Linked DNA regions of Homo sapiens: region 1 is linked to region 2. Evidence: chromatin loops called from intact Hi-C (ENCODE). Cell type or tissue: Caco-2. All regions are shown on one strand.

Region 1 (8,000 bases), 140 kb before region 2:
GATGGTCCTTCTATCTTTGGAAGCTAGAGCTCTTTTAAGCCACTGGGGTATTATTCCACAGACATGTGATGATTTAACTCTGAGTTAAGCCAGTTTCTTTCTGTGACTAATATTGCCTATAACAACTTTTCCTGCTTCCAGGCTATCATTTGACAATGAAAACAACTTAATATTTTACTATATATCTTCCATAAGTAAGTTGTAAGATAACTTAAAAAAATACAAGGCAATTCTGACTCTTGGAACTAGTTTTCTTGAATCTTTGCAAATTGTTGACCTGCTTTGTGAAAGACATTCAACTCTGATGCTGCTTTCCCTACAGTTATTTTAAAGTGTTTTTTTGTTGTTGTTGTTGCTGTTTTTAGAGACAGGGTCTCACTATGTTGTCCAAGCTGGAGTCTAGTGGTGTGATCATAGCTCACTGCAGCCTTGAACCCCTGGGCTCAAGCCATCCTCCAGCATCAGCCTCCTAAGTAGCTATGACTATAGGCAGGCACCACTCTGCTCAGATTCTTACAGTCATTTGACAGAGCATGCTACTTACGTTGTTCTACAACCACTTATATGAACTGCCTTTGAGGTTCTGTTTTCTGAATGTACAGTGCCAATCTCAGAACATTCAAACTATAGGCACTTATTGTTAGGTCCCTAGGACTTTTTGTTTTATTGTTTTCATGGCCAAACTCTTTACAAAACAAATTGGCAAAAAATCATTAAATATGCAGAGCAAATTTGGATTCTTAACAGAAAAGGTTAATCACTCCAAGTGCTAAGTAGAATTAATTTTATCCTCCAAAGAATTAAAAGTACTTGAAAGTCTTACTGATAGGTAGATCATCTCAGTGTATCTGAAAGGTTTTTCTTTGTTTGTTTTGTTTTTACTTACTGCACCCCACAGTAAGAAATTTGCTCTATATCATAACCTAGATATTGACATGTATATTGAAAGAGTATACACACACACACAGAGAGACATAATTGAAACAAAATATCCATGAAATAATACTTACCTTTAGTATAAGTGATGCAAACTGACATTGCTAATTTTTTTTATTCTATTCTATTCTATACTATACTACCCTACAACATTCTAGTCACTATTCATTAAGTTGATTTCATAATCTGCAATTGGGGAACAATCTGCAATTTGAAAAGTACTGGATCATGTTTTAAAAAAAAAATACAAAAATAAGGCAAGTGAAGTAGAGTGGAGTAATTAGTTTTTTACTTTCTGGAACATTTTCGTGACGTTGTAGCCTTTAATTTCTAGGTGTTGCTGGTTGGGCTCAATCACCAGGACTTCCTACCTTCAAGGTGAGCATGTGAGCAAGTTGAACCAATTATAATACATTTCCTTTGGACACAGTAATTCTTCTGAGGACTTTTTTCTTTTCTTTTCTTTTCTTTTCTTTTCTTTTCTGTTTTGAGATGGATTCTCGCTCTGTCACCCAGGCTGGAGTGCAATGGTGTGACTTCAGCTCACTGCAACCTCTGCCTCCCGGGTTCAAGCGATTCTCCTGCCTCAGCCTCCTGAGTAGCTGGGATTACAGGTGCATGCCACCAGGCCCAGCTAATTTTTGTATTTTTACTAGAGACGGAGTTTCACCATGTTGGTCAGGCTGGTCTCGAACTCCTGACCTCGTGATCTACCCACCTCAGCCTCCCAAAGCGCTCAGATTACAGGCATGAGTCACCACGCCTGGCCCTAGGTAAGGACTTTTAACTCAAGGTGTGCTGATCAAAACTTCGTCGCTGAAATGAGCATGGAAGAGAACCTCTTTCTTCTGGGCTCACCAACCTGAAAGAATGTGAGTCTGCGCTGTTTGCCGCCACCTTCATCTTGCTTTCGTGGGGAAAGCCTGACTGAATAATGAAGCCAATCGGGACTGCTCTGCTGAGGACTGGCAAGGGAGAGAGAGAGCCCTGGGATAAATGCTTGAGCAACTGGACCAAACTGTGAAGAATTCTAAAATCATCTTTTATTTACCAGGTACATGAGACGATCTAATTTTCTTTTCTTTTCTTTTCTTTTCTTTTTTTTTTTGACAATGTCTTGCTCTGTCGCCCAGGCTAGAGTGCAATGGCTGGATCTCGGCTCACCGCAACCTCCACCTCCCAGGTTCAAGCAATTCTCCTGCCTCAGCCTCCGGAGTAGCTGGGATTACAGGCATGCGCCACCACGTCCGACTAATTTCAGTTTTCTCACTTGCCAAGTGTAAGAGTCCTGATAATACGGTAACAGAGATGGACACAGAGGGCTTGATATTTGTGACGTAAGTGAGAAGACCACATAACTGTGTCCGTACTGAAAATATTAATAAAGCCTATCTTCTGTCTCTCTTCTATCATCCCTGAGTAAATGGGCTGTTTAGTGACTTATACGACAGGATAGTATATTTTTTAAAATGTAAGTATTAATTTATATGTTCTTCCCTCTTCCTGCACCAGTTCTTTTACCCCTTGTCTTCTCCCGTGTTGTCAGCTTGGCATTCTTTACTCATTTCCTCAGGAAAGGAATGATACAGCAGAAATGCAAAGTCTTGTATTTTCATTTTCAATTGCGCAGGCGTCAGGAGAACATGAAAGAGATTTGATGAATAAAAATCTTTGTAACTCTAAGACCAGAAAGGAATCCCTAGGTTGAGGAGTATGAAGAATGGAGGGAACATGAAGTGGGAGAAAGCTGGGAGAAGCCAGAGGCAAAGCTTTCCCGTTCTGCTCCAGCTCCTGGTCCCATGAACAGAGTCCAATGCTGATGCCTAGGGACTTCCTGGCTCCATTCAGGTGAGGACCATACATCCCCTGTGCTGAGGAATTTTGTTAATTGTTTTTGCATTGAGGCTCAGTAAGAATTTTCTTGCAACAGCAGCTAGCACATCACTTGCTGAGTGTCTGGTGTCCCAGTATCTCCTCTAACCCTGGGTAGACAGCACCCACCAGGATGCACAAAAGCCCCCCGAAGTACAGTGTGAGGCCTTTGATGCACAGGAAGACATTAAAGTCCACTGCATACAGACTTAGATGAAACAAACTGTTACCAGCCAGAAATCGCTCTAGGCTAGGTAGTCATAAAAAAAACCCTATCTGACTTCTAACCCCATTCCCACCCCCAACACACACCATGACCACCACCACCTTTACTTGATTACTATACACTTTTCTAAATAGGGATTCAGTCCATTAGTACTACACTATTTTATACATTTTTGTTTCATGGCTTCTCAACAAACGTCAAACCAGTATTACTTAAGCCCAATGCTAAGTTCCCTGTCCTCATGTGACTCTCACCATGCGTCAGGCGGTGCAGAAATGCATGTAGTTCATCCCATTATATATGGTAAGTGCTGTCAGGTTCAAAGGGCTGATGGAATAGGGTTGGGCTAGGTGGCCTCTCAAGGCCCCTTCTATCATTGGAGAATTTTTATTTGTTGTTTAATAACTATTACCCTGCATTATCATAACTTTCATTCTGGTTTAGCCATAAACATTCAACCTGCAGAGTTCAGTGGAGGAGTTTTCCTATACTGTTTTCTGAAGGGTAAAATTTGGCATTAATTACAGATAAAAACCAGGTGCAGTGGCTCACACCTGTAGTCCTAGCTACTGGGAAGACTGAGGTGGGAGGATTACTTGAGCCCAGGAATTCAAGGCTGCAGTGAGCTGTGATGGTGCCACTGCACTCCAGCCTGAGTAACAGAGCAAGACCCTGTTTCAAAAACAAAACAAAACAAACCCCTAGAGTGAATGATGCACGTAAGAGCCTCTGAAAGAGCACTCCCTTAAACCTCCCCCTGTCCCCATTGACAAAATCCAACAGAAGTGTGGCGCGGGTCCCATCTGCTGCAGGTGCTCTTCACGGGATCTGACCCCTTCAATCATGGCCTTGCCAACCAGATAGCCACTTCCTTCATTACAGTTTCCACTCCAGTGCTGGTATCAATCCTCTCCTTTTCATAGAAATAGGCTGCCCTTCCTATTCCCTCCCTTTCTCCCCAAACTCCTTCAATAATTGGCACTAACCCAGAGACCCGAGGCCCCATACTCACCCTTGGACAGCCCTTGATTATGGAGCTACAGAGTGACTACGTCAGACGTCAAATCCTAATCTCTTCAGTTCAGCTCCACGCCACTAAGTGGTGCTTGAAAGAGACTGTTTAAGTACATGGCTTTGTGGTGTTTTTTTTTTTTTTCCCCTACTTCTTCTCAGTGAATCTTTCTAAAGAAATGCATTTTGAGCTAAGAGCCTCTTCCAAAGTGAAGGGTATATTTGTAGATTTCAAGGAACTAAAAACCAGGCCGCCACCTGCCAGGGTAGTTAAAATGGAGCCGAACAGCACTCCTGGGGGAGGGGCCTGTCCTGATTAAGGAAGTGACTCAGCTTCCTAATTCATTGGAGAAATGAATTTTTCAGAAAGGAAGACATACTATTTTGAAAAGATTATGTAACATTCCAAAGACATACACTTTGAAGTAGAGAATTCTAGTTGGGTGACTGCATTACAAAATAAGTTAATAATTGAAATGACCACATCTTAATAACAAGCAAAGCATTTCCCTGAACAATAGTTTTTCTACATTCTTTTCATTCTGTGGACTCAGAGAGGTCTTTTGATGGATCATAAGCCTTTTATAAACCCATGACCCAGATTTAGAAAAGCTGTAATCACCGCATGCTGACCTTTCATAATAAGCATGCTCTATCCTTCCACGCCCCCAGCCCCAGAATGAACTCTAAAGCAGAAAATTTAGATAGCAGGAACTACATGCACTAGAATTTATAACCAAAGTTTCACATAACCCTGTCACATTTTGGCAATAAATTAACTGGTGAGATGCCATATTAAGTGGAACATATTCCTGTTGATTGTCAAGGACTAGATATTGAGCTTATTTGAGTGCCTTATTGATTTATATTTGCTTTATAGCAACACCGGATGGCTCCTCTCCTTTAAGACAACAAAATTAACCTTATTCTCTTCACATATCTGGCAGCAACTTTATCACCTTAATATGTTCCAAGGTTGGCACTGAAGAGAGAATATTTAAATGGGAAGGACTGGCTGTCCAGCCCTGGCTGCCTCCCTTGGCAGAGGCCATTTTTACACATCAGTGTAGACAGTTGTCAAGCTTTCTTGGAATCCGGGTTAAAGGAAGAGATGAGTGAAAACAGGAAAGGCTGACCTGCAACCATTAATCAAGGCTCAGTTTCCAAGTTCTAATTTCCTATAGAGGAGTAGTCTTACCTTATTCCCATAGGACATTATATTAGAACACAAATGCCCAACATCAGAGTGAGAGATACAGTGTTTGGGTCTTTTCCCTGCATGATCACCGATGATAAATATAGCCATAAAAATTTCTACAAATGTATCACATTCACATATGGTTGCTTCTCAAATTCTCTTAACATCTTGTTGAGTTAGTCATGATCCTACCCCATTCCTACTTAAAATATTCTACTAACTCCCCTTCATCCACAAGATAAAATCTAAATTCTTTGGCATGTCATTGAGGTCCCTTCAAGAAGTACAATAAAAATAATTCAGGAACCAAGTTGCTCAGTGCTGTAACTTTTTATTTGTGTTCATTTCCCTTCTAGAGGAGTGGTCCTTAAGGGCACGGTTGTAGTCCTGTCTTGTTTCTGCCATTTTTCATTCACATGACTTGGGAGAAACAACTCAATGTTTCCACATAAGGAAACCCAGTTTTAGAAACAATTAGTTTTCCAAGGTTACACAGATGGAAAAGAGCAGAGATGAGATTGAGGCCCAATCTGTTTGACACCAGAATCAAGCGCCTCTCTGTTCCTGAGTCAAGTCACTGAAATTTACAGAAATTAGGATCTAGCTTATTGTTAGTTTTATGAGTCCCTCTCCAAACACAGCCTCCAGAGTTAAGCATCTGGCAGTGCATTGCTACATAATTAGCATCCCCATGTATCTTGATTAATGATCAAGTTAATGACTTTCATTTCTCAGATGAGAAAACTAAAATTCAGGGAAGTTACAAGGCCACACAGTTATAGGGATGAAATGCAGCAGAGCCAGGATTAGAACCCCAATCTTTTGATTCTTAGTCTAGTGTGCTGGCCATGCCATATACTAATCATATACTTAAAATTTATAACTGGGGAGAGATATAATTGAGAATAAAAGCATGAATATTTAAATTTTCTAAAAGAAGTTTTTTTTTTTTTTTTTTTTTTTTTTTTTTGAGACAGAGTCTTGCTCTTATTGCTCTGGCTGGAGTGCAGTGGTGTGATCTCGGCTCACTGCAACCTCCACCTCCTGGGTTCAAGTGATTCTCATGCCTCAGCCCCCCAATTAGCTGGGATTCTTGTGCCTCAGCCTCCCAAGCAGCTGAAATTACAGGCACATGCCACCTCACCTGGCTAATTTTTGTAGTTTTAGCAGACATGGGGTTTCGCCATGATGGCCAGGCTGGTCTCAAACTCCTGGCCTTAAGTGATCCACCCACCTCAGCCTCCCAAAGTGCTGGGATTACAGGCATGAGCCACCATGCCCTATCAGAGAAGAGATTTCTTGGAGAGAAATTCATCTTACTCCTCTATTGTCAGGATTGAAAAAATATCCTTTATACTTTTAAACCCACTATCATACTTTTTAAACAGGATTTTTAAATAAAATCTATGCTTCCCTGTAGATTAGTAAAGCTAGATTTTAACAGGTAAACTAGAAGGGGTTAGAATTTAAGACACTTCAGGTAAATATAAAGGAAATCTATGTTTATTGACTCAATCCTTAGGATATCAGAATGAAAATATATGTGTGTGCATGTTTGTGTATTATTCTCCTAGCCATTTTTCCTCCCTTCAATGCCCAGATCACCTACCTGAAAACATGGTGGAAAGTCCAGAATTTACAGTAGATTTCTTAGTGCTTGACTTAAGTAGAATAGAGGAAAGGCACAACCTAAAAAGCCAAGTGTGCCCTTAGCAAAAGCAAATGTATTTGTTTGGTTTTTCTGCCCACTATAATTTCAGGAACTCTTACTCATCTAACACTGAAAAAAAAATATACAGCTTTAAGCTTAAAAAAAAAAAAAAGAAAGAAAGAGAAAAGAAAGAGAATTTTCTCCTCCCCAGTGCTTGTAATACCCCATTAAAAGCTTGGGAATAAAACTTCCTTCCCTATCAATGTTGTCCTTTTCCATTAAGCAAATATTGATTTCCTCTCCTTCCTTCCCCACCTCTACCCCCCTTAGATACGGGAGTCCAAATTACCATTGGCTCTTTTTGTTTACTTCCTTCTTTGTGTACTAACAAGGCTGAGTGTTTGTGTATTGCCTGCTGCTAGGCAGCCAACAGGGGGCGCTCACTGCATATTTTGATGAGGGGAAAAACGATTGGATTCAAAATAATCTTCAGTTTTCCTTGCACTTTCAATGCAAAAGTAAAGACTATAGTTCTCACACACAAAGGTTTTGCAAATGTGTTCAGAAGCAACGTGAGGAAATGTCTAGGTCAGGGAAGGAGGCCTTAGGGAGAGCCAGTATTTATACATGGAATGGGGATTTGAAGTTCCTAGGGACTTGGGTCCCTGAATGATTTGGGTCATTGATCATCAATTACACCTAAATTTTCTGGGCTATAATGACTAAATTTATTGGGCAATTTATCAACTTCTCACTTTGTGTACTTGGACACAGACTGAATAGTCAGAAAATATGTTCTAATTTTGCTTTCCCCCCGTTACTCTGGAGCGTCTCTTAGCATTTAGTTTAGGCTGCTCCATGTATAGGATGCAGAATGGAATCCTGTATTCCCACCGACAGTTTCTCCTAAGAATAAACTTCTCGGTGTCAAAATGGCAAACGAAAATAATAATGACACTTCGGGGTATATAAAATTTTAAGAACAGTCATACATTATAAGATCAAGGAAAAGCTGGGGAGGTGTTAGAATTTTAAAGTAACTCTTATCTACTTTGATTCAGATTCGATTTCAATTGAGAAAATTCCTAAAAATAAAACAACATGTA
Region 2 (8,000 bases):
TGAATTTTCGTAAGATATGGGTTATTGAATTTTTTCCCTAGTTCTATGAGAATAACAGCTTTTTTATGGCCCAGTAAACCTTTTAAAATCTTTTATTTCTAATTCAAAATGTGTCTAGTGCTTAAACTACCAGGCATCTCCCTCCACACTTCTGCTTTTGCCTCCACACTTCTGCTTTTGCCTCCCCACAAAGCAGCCTTTTGGAAGGCACATCAGACCTTGTCATGCCTTGCCCAAAACCCTCAAGTGGTTTTCTCTCATGATTGGAATTAAATTCCACGTCCTTGCAATGGCCAAAAAATGGCCTACTAGATCTGGCCATGGGCCACTTCTCTAGCACCCATGCCCACCCACTTCTCAGCCCCACCAGCCTCCTCTCCCCAAGAGGGCACTAAACAGGCCTCCAGCGCAGGGCCTTTCCCTCCACATGGCCTTGTGATGCTCACATGCCCTTCCCCTCAGGCACTGTGGCTGTGCCCACGGGTCCCTTCACTGTGAGACCTCTCTGATCGCCTTATGTAAGTTACATACCCACACCCCTCCAGGTCACCCTATGCCCTGCTTTGTTTTTGTTCATAATACTCGTTACTACTCAACATCGTATTTACTTATTTCGCTTTTGCCTGTCTCTCCCACTGTAATTTTAGCTGCAAGAGGGCCCTGGACTTGATCTGTCTTGTTCAATGAGGTGTTCCCATCACTTAGAGGAGTGGATGGTATATAGCAGTGGTCCCCGTTTTTGGCACGAGGGACTGGTTTCATGGAAGACAATTTTTCCATAGACTGAGGACAGTTTCAGGATGATTCAAGCACATTACATATATTGTGCATTTTATTTCTTGTATTATTATTACATTGTAATATATAATGAAATAATTATATAACTCACCATAATATAGAATCAGTGGGAGCCCTGAGCTTGTTTTCCTGCAACTAGAAGGTCCCATCTTGGGGTGATGGAAGACAGTGACAGATCATCAGGCATTAGATTCTCACAAGGAATGGGCTACCGAGATCCCTCACACATGCAGTTCAAATAGGGTTTGTGCTCCTACGAGAATCTAATGCCACCAGTGATCCGACAGGAGGCAGAGCTCAGGTGGTAATGCGAGCTATGGGGAGTGGCTATAAATACAGATGAAGTTTCACTTGCTTGCCCACCGCTCTCCTCCTGCTGTGTGGCCCAGTTCCTAACAGGCCACAGACTGGTCTGTGGCCCAAGGGTTGGGGACCCTTGGCATATAGTACTCACTCAATAAGCATGTTGGATAAATAAATAACATTAAAAACACTACCAAAGCCAGGTATGGTGACTGACACCTGTAATCCCAGCACTTTGGGAAGCTGAGGTGGGAGGATCACTTGAACCCAGGAGTTCAAGACCAGCCCAGGCAACATGGTGAAACCCCATCTCTAAAGAAACACACACACACACACACACACACACACACACACACACACACACAATATCAAAGTTAAATGAGAAAAAATTTCTAACAGTCTTTGTGCAACAACAAATCAAACTGTTTTCCACTGGATTTTAAAAATGTATTCAGGGTTTAAAAGTCTATTGAGGTTGACTATTTTTATATCAAAATTTGGGCATTTATTTCCTCGTTTATCTTAACACTAATTCGGATTTTTCTGCTTATTTTAATTCAAAAGATGATTTCTTGCTGATTTACTTTAACGAAGTATTCAGCAGGCTTGATTAGAGTTTTGCTTGGCATACTAAGGAAATAAGTACTCACAAGATTGGAACACCAAGGGCAAGACTTGCAGACAGAGCTCAAATCTCACAGGGCATCAGGACAGGAACCAGCTGCATGGAGAAAGGTAGATACATGGGCCCTTGTAGTTGAGGTATGAGAGAAAGTAGGAGAACCCAGCAATATTTCATCTCTCATTTGTGTTGTGGGGAAACAGAAAACTTTTCAGGCAAAGTGCATGCCCCTGTGGAGTTATAGTGCAGAAGCTCAGTGGAGTAGCATGAAAGAGGATTGATTGTGTAATGAGGCTAAATTCCAGCCGTGGAGGATCAAGCTTTCTTGGGGCACAGGTACATCAGTTCATAGGAACAGACCTCGCTTACATATTAAAATTTGGGTAATTCAGTCAGCATTGAGTTGTTGTCTTTCTTCAATCTATGATGCATTTTTCCCTTAAACAATTTGTCTAAGCAAATTAATGTTAGCAAGTGGATATGGGATAAGCCCCTAAACCCACTTAACAGAGCCAATTGTTTATGAAGACTTCGGCTCACCTGTTTTTACATGCTTTTATGAAGGTGTCTTACTGACTTGTTAAAATGGGTCTGATTTTCCCCTTGACAACACGTTAGCCATTCTAGGTGCTTGAGGATATTAAGTCAGCAATTCTTTACAAATACGCAGGGAGAAACAGCAACTCAGATGCTTCATCTGTTCCATCCAGCAGTGCCAATCTTGAATGGCTGTGTGGAAACCTCGTTTCACTGTGTGAGCTTCAGAGTGTGAGATGGTGGGTTGTCAGTTGCCGATTATCTCCCTAAAATGAGAAACAAAGCCTAGAAAACCAGTCAAAACTCCCTGCGTGGAGCGACATGTTTATTTATTAGCAACCATGATGAGGTCAAGACAGTGCTTCCAAGAGAGGGCATTGTGTTTGTGTGTGCACATGCCTAATCTACATACATAGAACACATTGCGTAAACATGATCAGGGTGCTAAGAAAATGTTATTACTGTGAAAGTAGACAGGCACAAAGAAGATGCCGAATACAATTACTCTCTTCCCTTTGCTGATGTCTACTAGATGGTGACTTTTTTTATGGTAGCTAATGTTTCTAGATCTTTACATTTCTCATTGTCCCTAGCACAACACCTGGTACTGATGAACTGTCAATAAATATTTGTTGAATTGCATCAGTTTTGTCTTAAGTAGGCTCTGATTCAGAGCCATCCCCAATCCATGCAAACTAAAGAGGATGTAAGTAAATATTAATAAAGGCTGGCCTGGTTTTTTAATTGCCCTCAATTTCAAAGGCTAGAGATTTAAAGAAATATTTACTTAAGCCTCTGTTTATAGTTTGAATTGGAAACAAATCTGCAAAATATTTTTAATAGGAGCTAATACAGATAGCTGACGGAATGGGGAGAACCTATTAAAAAAAAAAAAAAAAAAACCTTCTAGTTCATGTTTTCCTGAGCAGCCAAATCCCCAGGAATGAGAAGATTTAGCTAATCTTTCCAATCACATTCTTCCTTCCTCCCCACCCCCATCTCCTTGGAATTATGTTATCTCTGCTCGTCTTAAAAGCTCAGAAGCCTTTTGAATTGGAGTGGCATTCAAAGGACAGTCAAGGGTCACCCTTGGAATATTAAAGGAGAGTGGATTACAAGAGAGGGAGGGACGGAGCAGCTGGCGCTGGGCGCAGCCGTGTACAGACCCAAGGCAGAGAACGAGAGGAAAACTCCATAGTATCTGGTGCTGGCCAAGAGAAAGCTGCCCAGACTGCTGGGAAGCACAGGAAGCAACGCTGGAGCAACCAAGCCACATTAGCAGTTCCCAGCGTGTGCTATTGCAGCTTGGGAACAGAGGGAAGGAAAACACTTATTGGTGAAATCAATTAGGCAGTGGCCTTTTGAACAGAAGTGGACTGGCTTATTTAGAGAATGTGGAGTTGTGAACCTTGTAGAATTAAAAGCCAGATACTGTTTTAATTCAGAGAGAAAATTCTACAGAATTTACAGCCTCCTGATAGTTACTTATTTCTTAAAATCATAAGATGTTAGGATTTATAGAGTTTCCTTCTCAAAAGACTTCTGAGTAATTTTATTTTTAAAAATCTAAATTGGCCGGGCATGGTGGCTTACGCCTGTAATCCTAGAACTTTAAGAGCCCATGACTGGCAGATTGCCTGAGCTCCAGAGTTCGAGACCAGCCAGGGCAACACAGTGAAGCCCCATCTCTACTAAAATACAAAAAATTAGCTGGGCGTAATGGCTCACACCTGTAATCCCAGCACTTTGCGAGGCTGAGGCGGGTGGATCACCTGAGGTCAGGAGTTCGAGACCTGTCTGGCCAACATAGTGACATCCCATCTCTACTAAAATACAAAAAATTAGCTGGGTGTGGTGGCAGGCGTAGTCCCAGCTACTTGGGAGGCTGAGGCAGGAGAATTGCTTGAACACGGAAGGCAGAGGTTGCAGTGAGCCGAGATCACGCCACTGCACTCCAGCCTGGACGACAGAGTGAGACTTGTCCCCCCCTCAAAAAAAAAAATCTAAATTTAAAAAATGTCTTTCTTCTTTTATCTTTTATAGATATCAATTCTTATTTTTGTTTTTCAAATGAAAGCAATAGATATTTAGTGAGAGTTTATTATGTGCCCAGCACTGTCCTAATATTTGAAGTGTGTGGATATAAAGATAGTGTATCCTTTTTAGCAGTGGTTTCTTGTTGAATTTTTTTGGTGGGATGTGGGGTGGGGAGCAGATCAGGCAGCAGATCATGAATCCCTTTAAAATCTGATGAAGGCTAAGGAGCTTCTCCACAATAAACTACACAAACAGTCACACTTTGTCGGAAGGGTCGCGGACAGCAGGGAGCAAGCAATATCAAAATTTCTTATTATTACTAAGCAGTCGGCCTGCTATGAGCACTGTTTGTGAATTATTTATTTAATCTGCTAACCCATCCATCCCATGAGGCATATACTGTTATTACCCCATTTTCCTCTCGGGAAAATGAAGGCTCAGAGAACTGTGCCCTTCAGTGAGTAGAAGGTGAACCCAACTACAGGCTCTTGGGCTCCAGTTCCCAAGCACCCACTCTGGCACCGTGGGACTGGGGTGTGGGGCTGTTCGAGGTCGCAGGTGAGGCTGGCCACAGACTGTCTGTTATAGGTCAAAAGGCATCTCTTTGGAGCTAGACCAGGAAGCACCTGGACACTTAATTGCCACATGACAGAAAATTGTCTTAGCAATTTTACCATCATTATAATGTGAACAACACATTCCCTGGTGTTGAAGTGCCCGGTCCAATGTCACAGCCCAAGAAAGCTAGACCAGGCTCCAAATGGGGAGGGCCTGGCATGGTGGGTTGGAGTTCTGGCCCAACTCAGAAACTACTCTGGAAACAGTCAAGTTTTGAGCTGGATTTTTAGGAATATTAGTCTGTCAGCAGGGGGCAGGATGGATTTTTGTATTTATTTATGGAAATCTGAAACCATAAAGAGCTGGATGGTTTTTGAAGAAAAAGTTTTTCTTCTCAACTTTGTCATCAGAACAGAAGGACAGGATTAGATGTATACACATATTTCATGTAATATTCATTTAAATAAATCTCTTCTTCTTCTAAGAAAAATCCTACCAAGAGAACACTTGTAGTAAAATCACGCTTCTAATACGCTGTGTGTTTGATGATACTGCTCCTGAAGGCCACAGGGAGGCTGGGACCACAGTTAGTGCTGTAGTAGTGCTGGCAGTGGCCAGCTTCCCTCAGTGACATGAAGATGCTTCCAGCTGAACAAGGAGACAGAGCCCAAAGGCTGAGCCCTTGGGGCGTGGTCTCTGTGCACACCTGGGTTCCCCTGGGGCTCTACTGCCTTTGCTTTGTTGGACTAATCCCCGGACTAGCTTGGTAGTAGCTCTTCTCCCATTCAACTTCAGTCCTGGGGGAAAATGAGACTTTCCTTTTCCTTTCCAGTGTAGCTATGACATTCTTCCATCTTGTCCTGTGTTACAAGTAATGCAGTCACACAAGCTGAACTCACTTCTGTTTCTGGAAGCAGCATATGGGTCAGTATGTATGTGTGTGCAGAGTCAGAGAGGTAAGATAGCTGGGTGAGGCCTCGGCTTCATATTATGTAGTTTCAGACACAGCTGAATGTATGCTGAAAATATCAACCAAAGCTAACCTTTGCTCTGAACTTCCCTTTTTCCTTTCCTTTCTCCCTTTTCTCCCTTCCCTTCCCTTCTCTTCCTTTCCTTTCCTCTCTCCTTCCTTCCATTCCTTCCTTTTCCTCCCTTCCATTCCCTCCCTTCCTTCCTTCCTTCCTATCAATCAACCAGTCAAACACACTTACTGAGAGCCTATTTTGTATCAGACATAGTGCCCAGTACTGGGAATTTCAACACATGTCTGCCTGCCAGGGACTCAAACATCTCAGCTGTAGGGTCTAACACCTAAGTGTTTTGGAAAAGTAAATCATTGATAGGTGCAGCAAACCCTCGTGGCACGCATTTACCTATGTAACAAACCTGCACGTCCTGCACATGTATCCTGGAACTTAAACTAAAAATAAATTATATTTTTAAAAAGAAAAAGAAAAAGAAAATGGTTAGCTAACAGACAAAGTATCATGATTGTTATCGCATCTGTGATGCATTGCCAATATGCAATATGGGCAGATCTGTGGAACGCTTTCCTCAAGTACACTAAAGACTCCATGTAAAATAGATGGGAGGAGCCAATATGGTCTCAAAAACTGGGAGTGGGCACTTAGGTCTTCCCCTATCTCCCTTTGAGGTCCTGGAGGCACCTCTCTAAAACCCTCAGGGCTTCTCAGAGCAGTTTTAAAATGCTGGGACTAGAGAACAGGTCTTTCCATTCTGGAAACTATCTCACTTTTGCAAAAGGTTGCAAATGTTGAGATACACACACACACACACACACACACACATTAATTAACAGTCTCTGCTAGAGTTTTTAAGATGCTAGAAAGTAAGCTCTTTTTAGGACAGAGATCAGATGTTCTCTCTTTGTAACTCCCAAGCAACTCTACATTCAAATTGCTAAATGTAAATTCACTTTAATCTGTGTTGTATTCTGATTAAATCCTGATAGCTATTTGAAGCCATCAGATTATGAAGAGTGTATGAATATAGGGTATGCGTATGCAATGTCAATACTGCTGTATAACCCCATTACCAAAAGACCAGATCTAGATGAGCCTGGATTGAACTCATATTGATGCTTTTTCATAAAGGCAGCAGAAATTGAATTGATGGTGCTATTAGGTTGTCAATACCAGTGTCTCCCTTTCTTCCCAGATAAGTATACATGAAGCATGGTTCATACAGTCATTTTAACCTCCTAGGGCCAAAGAAGCTTGTAGAGGTTCAAGGTGAGGATTCCGAGGAGGTGTGTCCAACTGTGTGCTAGATACTTTGTAGAAGTCCAGAACTGGCAAACTCCTGTCTGATTGATTGTTATGTTGTTATTTCAGTCTACAGGTTTGCATTGATGAGCGGTTTGGCTTAATTGCTTGTCTGTGTTTAAATACAGCTGCATCTGTTTTCATTATCAATTGGAGTAGGCTCTAGAGTATAAGCATAGTTAAGAGGACGTGGCATTCATGGTGGGACTTGGAGAGGGATAGAGACCCTGTGTGGATACTGACAGGAGAGGAGGACACTTATCTGAGGTTCAACAAAAAGACAAGAGACCCTTAAACTGCCCATATGTGCACACTCATTGTTAGTAATGAAATAGCATCCTGTTACACCGAAGGAAATCCTATATTTGCTGTATTATTTTTTTTCTTTCAAGATGATTCTGGACATTCACCTTAACCAAATATTCCCTAGATAAAGTATTGGGGATTAGTGGGAATAGCAAATAGTATAATTTGCCTAGGACATCCTTTTAACAGAAGCTCTAGACCTTATTTTACCGTGTAACTAGCTTGCTTGCCTCTAATACAGTGTTCATCTGACTAGGGGTCATCACCCGGTGCAGTGGGTTGTGTTGCAGATGGCCTGGGGCAACACTTGTATGCACAACTATTAGGTTATTTTTGGTAGATAATGGTAGGCCACCAAAACTACCATATGGTTAGAGATGAGTGAGGGTTTGCTACATCGTCCTCAAAGCCTTGCATTCTGGTTATGATGAAAACAAGCTCTCAGACCAAGAGCTGCCACACATTCAGATATTTATTAAACACGCTTTTATTGCCAATTATTTCCAAATAGTTTACTTGACTTGTCTGAAAGCTTAATGAAGTCATAGTTCTCT

Evidence for each region. A loop is a pair of places that touch in the nucleus more often than their neighbours do. Peaks named below come from ENCODE experiments on the same cell type or tissue, not always from the same donor. Only the 100,000 strongest peaks of a DNase experiment are listed, where the experiment ranks them.
Region 1: it touches region 2 in a loop (10-fold over the local background); 4 of 110 quality-filtered maps call a loop at or near these places.

Annotation. Positions count from the first base shown.
Region 1 is chr7:38,925,426-38,933,425 of GRCh38, forward strand. No RefSeq gene overlaps it. Among named protein-coding and RNA genes, the nearest start is that of VPS41, 20 kb to the left of the region's middle. In Caco-2, CTCF peaks have their summits at 7,309 (motif pointing right) and 7,508; DNase peaks (open chromatin) are centred at 4,326 and 7,356.
Region 2 is chr7:39,070,234-39,078,233 of GRCh38, forward strand. The region is part of intron 1 of POU6F2 (POU class 6 homeobox 2); the gene reads left to right. Among named protein-coding and RNA genes, the nearest start is that of POU6F2-AS2, 61 kb to the left of the region's middle. In Caco-2, no CTCF peak of the experiment used is centred here; a DNase peak (open chromatin) is centred at 3,408.